2 separate regions of the Homo sapiens genome follow, and region 2 is linked to region 1. A link is a contact called in ENCODE Hi-C or POLR2A ChIA-PET data. All regions are on one chromosome and are shown on one strand. Each heading gives the region's core, a stretch centred on a gene start or an enhancer-like site at or near the end of the contact. The rest is flanking DNA. Distances are from core to core; before and after follow the strand shown.

Region 1 (3,211 bases), core at 435-2,934:
CAAGTAATCCTCCCACCTCAGCATCCCAAGTAGCTGGTACTACAGGTGCATGCTACCAAACCTGGCTAAATTCTTTCAATTTTTTTGCAGATATGAGGTTTTGCTACGTTGCCTAGGCTAGTCTTGAACTCCTCGACTCAAGCAATCCTCCTGCCTCAGCCTCCTAAAGTGCTGGGATTACAGGCATGCACCACTGCACCTGGCCAGAAATGGCAGAAATGGGAAATTTTTTTTTTTTTTTTTTTTTTTTTTTTTTTAGACAGAGTCTTGCTCTGTTGCCCAGGCTGGAGTGCAGTGGCGCAATCTTGGCTCACTGCAAGCTCTGCCTCACAGGTTCATGCCATTCTCCTGCCTCAGCCTCCCAAGTAGCTGGGACTACAGGCGCCCACCACCACGCCTGGCTAAATTTTTTTTTTTGTACTTTTAGTAGAGATGGGGTTTCATCGTGTTAGCCAGGATGGTCTTGATCTCTTGACCTCGTGATCTGCCCACCTCGGCCTCCCAAAGTGCTGGGATTACAGGCGTGAGCCACCGCACCCGGCCCAGAAATGGGAACTTTTAACTTGGACTTCCTGTTTACTCTTTAAGGATAATAGTGAAAGTGAAGACATTCGCCGCAGCCTTAGTTCTGTCTGAGAGGGTTTGGACACTGGGCAGGACAGTGCTGGCCCACCTACCCTGGAACCCCCATCCCCACTCCTCTCCTCCTCTCTCACCAGTTCCGACTACACCGGCCATCTTTCCATCCTAGTCGGATCCAAGCCTTTGCCCAGACTATGGAATTCCAGGCGCTTGGAACGCTCTCCACCCTCAGTTCCCTGATTCCTGCCATCCGCAAACTGCCACTGAGATGGCAGCTCTGAGGGGCAGCCTTCCCCACCCTGGGTTTAGGCAGACAGAGGCTTATCCCTCCTCCCCGGTGGCACTCATCTTTGCTCTAATGAAGCAATGAATTGCACAGTGATATCTGCCTTTCCTACCTGGCCAAAGCCTCCCTGGGGGCAGAAAGGGCACCATCCTGCTCTTGCTGTGTCCTAGGGCCAGACGCTTGGCAGGGCGCCCAGGTGGGTTTCAGCGAATGCTCACTAAGTGAGAGTGAATGAATGAATGCAGGAGAGAATACATGGATGTTCCATTCAGCCTCTCCCTCACCAAACGCAGCCCACACGCGCTGTGAGTCTGTCTGGGTGCGGTGGAGGATGCCACTTGGGATTACAATATTTGTAACTTGTGGTTTATGGGCTCTGGAACCAGATGGGGTCTGAATCTCTGCTCTGTTGCTCGTAGCTGTGTGATGTTGAGGAAGTTGCTCAACCTCTCTGTCTAGCTGCAGAACAATCTATTAGAGATAATAATAGCACCTCCCTTGCTGGTGCTATGGAAGTGGGGATTACATGAGGTAAAGGTTACAAGGAGAAGGATTGTAATTATTATTATTGTTGCTGGTAATGACTCAAAGGCTTCCTCCTCCCAATTAATATCTTTGTTTTTTAAGCACAGGAGCCAAGGTCCTCATGACAGGGTTGGAAAGGCCTGGGAGGGGAGCCAGGAGCCTGAGACCAGCTCAGCAGGTCCTGGCCGTGTGACCCAGAGGAAGTCACCCCATCTCGCCTGCTAACCAGATGACTAACAGCAGCAGCAATCATATTGCCTAATTTGCTACCTCACAGGAGTGTGGGAGAAGATCAAACAGAGAAATGAATGAGAAGCATTCTTTCCACAAATATTTGTTGAACACCTACTGTGCTCGAGGCTTGTGGAGGACCAAGCGGGGAACAAGCTGGCATAATCCTTCTCCCTAGGAATGTACAGTCAACAGGGAAGCCAGAAATGAAGGGATTGCTACAAAGTGTGCAAGTGCCTCCCTCTGCTGAGGATTGGGGCACATGATGGCAGAGGCATCTCTGCAAATCCTGACAATCTCACAGGTCATCCCTGCTTTGCCTCCTTTGAGTCTTCATTTATGAAATGGACTGGGTTTTTGTTGTTGTTGTTGTTTTAGATGGTGTCTCGCTCTGTTGCCCAGGCTGGAGTGCAGTGGCGTGATCTCGGCTCACTGCAACCTCCGCCTCCCGGGTTCAAGCAATTCTCCTGCTTCAGCCTCCCGAGTAGTTGGGATTACAGGTGTATGCCACCACACCTGGCTAATTTTTGTATTTTTAGTAGAGACGGGGTTTCACCATGTTTGCCAGGCTGGTCTCGAACTCCTGACCTCAGGTGATCCGCCCACCTTGGCCTCTCAAAGTGCTGGGATTATAAGGCGTGAGCCACTGAGCCCAGCCTGGACTGTTTTTTGTTTTTGAGACAGGGTCTCACTCTGTTGCCTGGGCTGGAGTGCAGTGCTGTGATCATGGCTCACGGTAGCCTCGAACTCCTGGGCTCAGGTGATCCTCCCACCTCAGCCTCCTGAGTAGCTGGCACTACAGGAGCACACCACCACCACCATGCCCCGCTAATTTTTAATTTTTTACAGACAGGGTCTCACTATGTTGCCCAGCCTGGTCTTGAACTCCTGGGCTCAAGCAATCCTGCCTCAGCCTCTCAAAGTGCTGGGATTACAGGGGTGAGCCACTGCACCTGGCCTTGAAATGGACTTTGAAGTGAGCATCAAGATATACCTTCCTCACGACGCTGGTGTAAGGATTGAGCTCATGCATGTGAAAGGGCTTAGCACCGAGCCAGACACCTCTAAGACATCGCTGGATGGCGGTGATTGTTCATGCGCGACCTTGCCACTGGGCACCTGGGGATGCAGGCATGACATTGTCCTTCAAAGAGACAGGGATGAGGAGCATGTGTCTGGCACCTGGAGATCACATTCCCTTCCTCCCTCAGGGCCTATATTTGCCCACACATACACGATTGCGTGGGGACGTTAAAAGGTTCGAAAGCAGATATTCCAAACTGGTAACAGGGTGAGAAATGAGGGTAATTATGAGCCCAGTCATCTACTTTTATGTTTTATCTTTTATATATTGTTTGAACAATAGATCACTTTTTGTTTTTCTTTATTACGGTAAAATACGCGTGACATTAAATGTTCCATTTGAACCATTTTTAAGTGTATGGTTCGGTGGCATTAAGTACGTTCCCAATGTTGCAACCGCTACCACCACCTTCCCCAGTGAAACTCTGTCCCCATTAAACACTAACTCTCCCTTTCCCCTTCCCCAGCCCCTGGCAACATTTATTCTACTTTCTGTCTCTACAA
Region 2 (3,047 bases), core at 35-2,534, 34 kb before region 1:
TTGATCTCAGGTCAGGGTCAGGCGGAAGGGCTGGGAAGGGGCCACAGGGGACTAAATCATCTCCTGGTACTGGGGGTCCCCTGGCAGCTTTAGGGACGGCATGGCCCCAGACGCGTGGCCATGCTGTCTGGCCGGCATTCCCGCATCTCATAGGGTGTATTTATTTTCACTTTTCTGTTGCATTTCTTGGAGGTGTCCCTGTGCTCATTTTGCCCGGCTCCCCACTGCTCCTTTCTGCCCTTCCTCATTCACAAATCGCCTGGCCTCAGAAGACGCCAGAACATGTGACACTGCCTTAGAGCCTCTAGAAGCACTTTTTGGGGACCTCCATCATTCTCTGAGGCTGGGCTCAAAGGGGCTTCCAAGGCAGGTCTGGAAGGGACCAGCCACTTCTCAGTTTCCCCAACCATCAATCAGCACCCGGAGGAGGAAACTGGGGTACGATTTCGCCAAGCCTCTCTCAGTCCTGCTTCAGAATGGAAATGCTGGACCGCCTTCCCAGAAGCACCTTCCCAGAGTGTCCCGACAGAACTGAGTCAGTCACCCCTACCCCCATGTCTTCCTAGCCCCTTCCCCAGCCTCACAGGTACAGTGGTCAGCAGGGCGAGTGCACTGGTGGTGTCTGGAGGCCTGACCCTCTGGGGCCCTGGGCAACGTGTTCCCCTCGGAGCCCCTTGGGGCCCAGTGGCAATGTGCAGATTGGAGGAGGCTACCTCTGGGGTGGCTTCCAGCGCCCATGTTCAGTTCCACTTTATGACCGTCTAAAGTCCACGCCGGCCCCGGCCCCTCCTCCTGGAGCCTCCTTCTCAGCCAAGCCCTAGCCCTCCTCCTCCCACTGCCCCCCTAAAGCCCCCCAACCAGGGGGCACAGGGGCCAGTCTCCATCTGCTAGTCCAGACTCGCTACCTCCCCAAACCCAGGTGAGTCAGGGCCGTCTGGGGCGCCCACTGCTGGGACCCCTGCTGACTCGGCCAGGGGCCCCCTCCTGGCGATGCCCATCTTCAGACAACTCCCGGGACAAGCCAGGCAGGAAAACCACAGGGCGTTTTGTCGAAGGCTTCATTATAATTTTATCAATCAAATTCTTAGAAGAGGGAAAAAGTCTGTTCTCCCCACCCTCCCCCCTCACTCGTCCCCCCCCTTCACTCTCACTTTCTTCCATTCATAATTTCCTATGATGCACCTCAAACAACTTCCTGGACTGGGGATCCCGGCTAAATATAGCTGTTTCTGTCTTACAACACAGGCTCCAGTATATAAATCAGGCAAATTCCCCATTTGAGCATGAACCTCTGAAAACTGCCGGCATCTGAGGTTTCCTCCAAGGCCCTCTGAAGTGCAGCCCATAATGAAGGTCTTGGCGGCAGGTAAATACACCCGCCCCGCGCCGGCTTCGCGTCCCCGCTGCGGGGCGCGGCGGCAACTTGGGGCGCTTGGCAGCGCGAGCCGGACGCCCACCCGCCGCAGACACACGAACACTTGGGGCGCCCGCGCAGCCACCGGAGGCGCTGGGTGGCGGCCCGGAGCGAGCGCGGGCACATGGTCCCAAGCACCGCACGCCCCGCGGCAGGTTGGCGGCGAGGGAGGGGGCGCCGAGCCTTCCTCCTCCTCCTCTTCTTCCCCCTCTCCTTCTCCTCCTCCTCCTCCTCGCTCCGGACACTCGCTGGCTGCTCTTCCCTCTGCGCTTTCTCCCAGATTCACTCTCCCTCTCTCTTTTTCTTTTCTTTCTTTCTTTCCGCTTTCTCCTTTCCAACCGCGGTCCCGGGCTGCTCCCAGGGAGGGGCGCGGGCGGCGAGCAGCTTGCAAACTCCGGCCTGGGACGGGAGCAGGTGCCGCCTCCATCTGCTGGTGTCTGGAAGCGTGTGGTCTGCGCTAGGTGAGATATAGGGGTGTGGCCCCCCTCCCGCAGCCACCCCGGGGCCTCAGCACTGCCTTGGGATGCTGGGACGAACAGGGGACCCAGGAGAAGTGAACTTGAGGAGGCCCCTGTCCCCGCTGTTCCAGCATGGGGGATCCGGGGGAGGTCTCCAGCCTCACTCGCCCGCTGACCCCGGCCCCCACCATCTTCAGGTGCCCTTCTGCAGAGCCCTGGAAAAGCGTCTAAGGGGGCCTGGGGGGAGTCGGGAGAACAGGCCCCCCTGGGGGAGGGGCAAACCAGGACATGTCGGGACAGCTCCCAGCTCTCCTGTCACCTTTCACTTTCCTTCCTCCCCGCCCACCCGACTGCCTATGACCTTTTGCCTTTTCTCTCTCCTGGTGCACCATTTCCTCTCCCTCCCTGAGCCGGTGTGTGTGTGTTAGGAGGGAGGGGAACCCCTGGGACAAGGGACAGCGGATGAGTCGGGAGAAGGCATGGAGTCAGGGGCTGTCCGGAGCTGGGGGAACAGAGAGTTTTGAATGATGATTTGGGGATGGAGAGTGGGGACAGCCAGGCAGAAATGGGGTGAGCTTGAGTGAGATAGGGGACACTAGGGAAGGAAGAGATAGAGGATGATGGGGGCGGGGGCAGAATTGGGGGCAATTGGCCCAGGGAGCCAGAATCAAGTGGCAGGTTTGGGAGGGAGATGAGGGTCAACCGAGGACTCCTCCCCACTCCCCCATGCCCCGTGGCCCCCATGGGTGCCTGGCTTCGGAGATTTGGGCTGCAATGGGCCAGTGAGTGGGAAGCGCTGCTGAGGAACCTGGGCCACCACGGGAGGTGGGAAGAGAGGGGTCTCCTTTCTCCTGGTGCCTGCTGGGCCTGGGGCCTGGTGCCTTCCAGCCAGAGGGCCAGGGGGCCTTAGGACCTTTGCCTTCCTGAGGGAAAGGGTGGGATGGCTGGGAGTCTCTCCTGGACCCTGCACCCTTTGGGTGGAAATGGCTTGTGTCTTGCCCTCATCTTTACGTCATCCCAGAAGAGAGCAGGGAGAACTAAGGTAGAGAAAGGGAGACAGAGAAACACACGCAGTGACAGAGTGAAGACTAGGCCCCAGGAAGACAGCTGCAGGTGGTGAGGGGGAACCAGGAGTCCTCTCCCATGCGGCCATTGTTGGACCCCCATCCGGTGTG

Evidence for each region. A loop is a pair of places that touch in the nucleus more often than their neighbours do. ChIA-PET counts read pairs that join two places held with the same protein, here RNA polymerase II (POLR2A). Pooled maps may share reads with other maps.
Region 2: a map of mammary epithelial cell shows a loop between it and region 1 (6-fold over the local background). The contact joins the promoter of LIF here to the enhancer-like site in region 1. A Hi-C loop is called at or near these places in 28 of 168 maps with a recorded cell type or tissue (Caco-2, Calu3, HCT116 and 18 more), 3 of 37 single-sample maps with no recorded cell type and 14 of 50 pooled maps. POLR2A ChIA-PET finds 5 or more read pairs at or near these places in 20 of 52 experiments (A549, AG04449, AG04450 and 17 more).

Annotation. Positions count from the first base shown.
Region 1 is chr22:30,211,169-30,214,379 of GRCh38, reverse strand. No RefSeq gene overlaps it. Among named protein-coding and RNA genes, the nearest start is that of LIF-AS1, 26 kb to the left of the region's middle. RefSeq lists an enhancer at 1,566-1,860. Within about 2 kb of position 1,684, at least 18 of the 41 ENCODE cell types and tissues checked have a DNase peak (open chromatin) inside an H3K27ac peak, as active enhancers do; they include HCT116, IMR-90, PC-3 and 3 more, where a contact is called at or near this core.
Region 2 is chr22:30,244,996-30,248,042 of GRCh38, reverse strand. LIF (LIF interleukin 6 family cytokine) reads left to right here and starts at 1,284. Exons shown (of 3, transcript NM_002309.5): 1 at 1,284-1,366. The coding sequence starts at 1,348. LIF-AS2 (LIF antisense RNA 2) reads right to left here and starts at 1,833. Exons shown (of 1, transcript NR_148946.1): 1 at 1,050-1,833. RefSeq lists an enhancer at 2,834-3,047.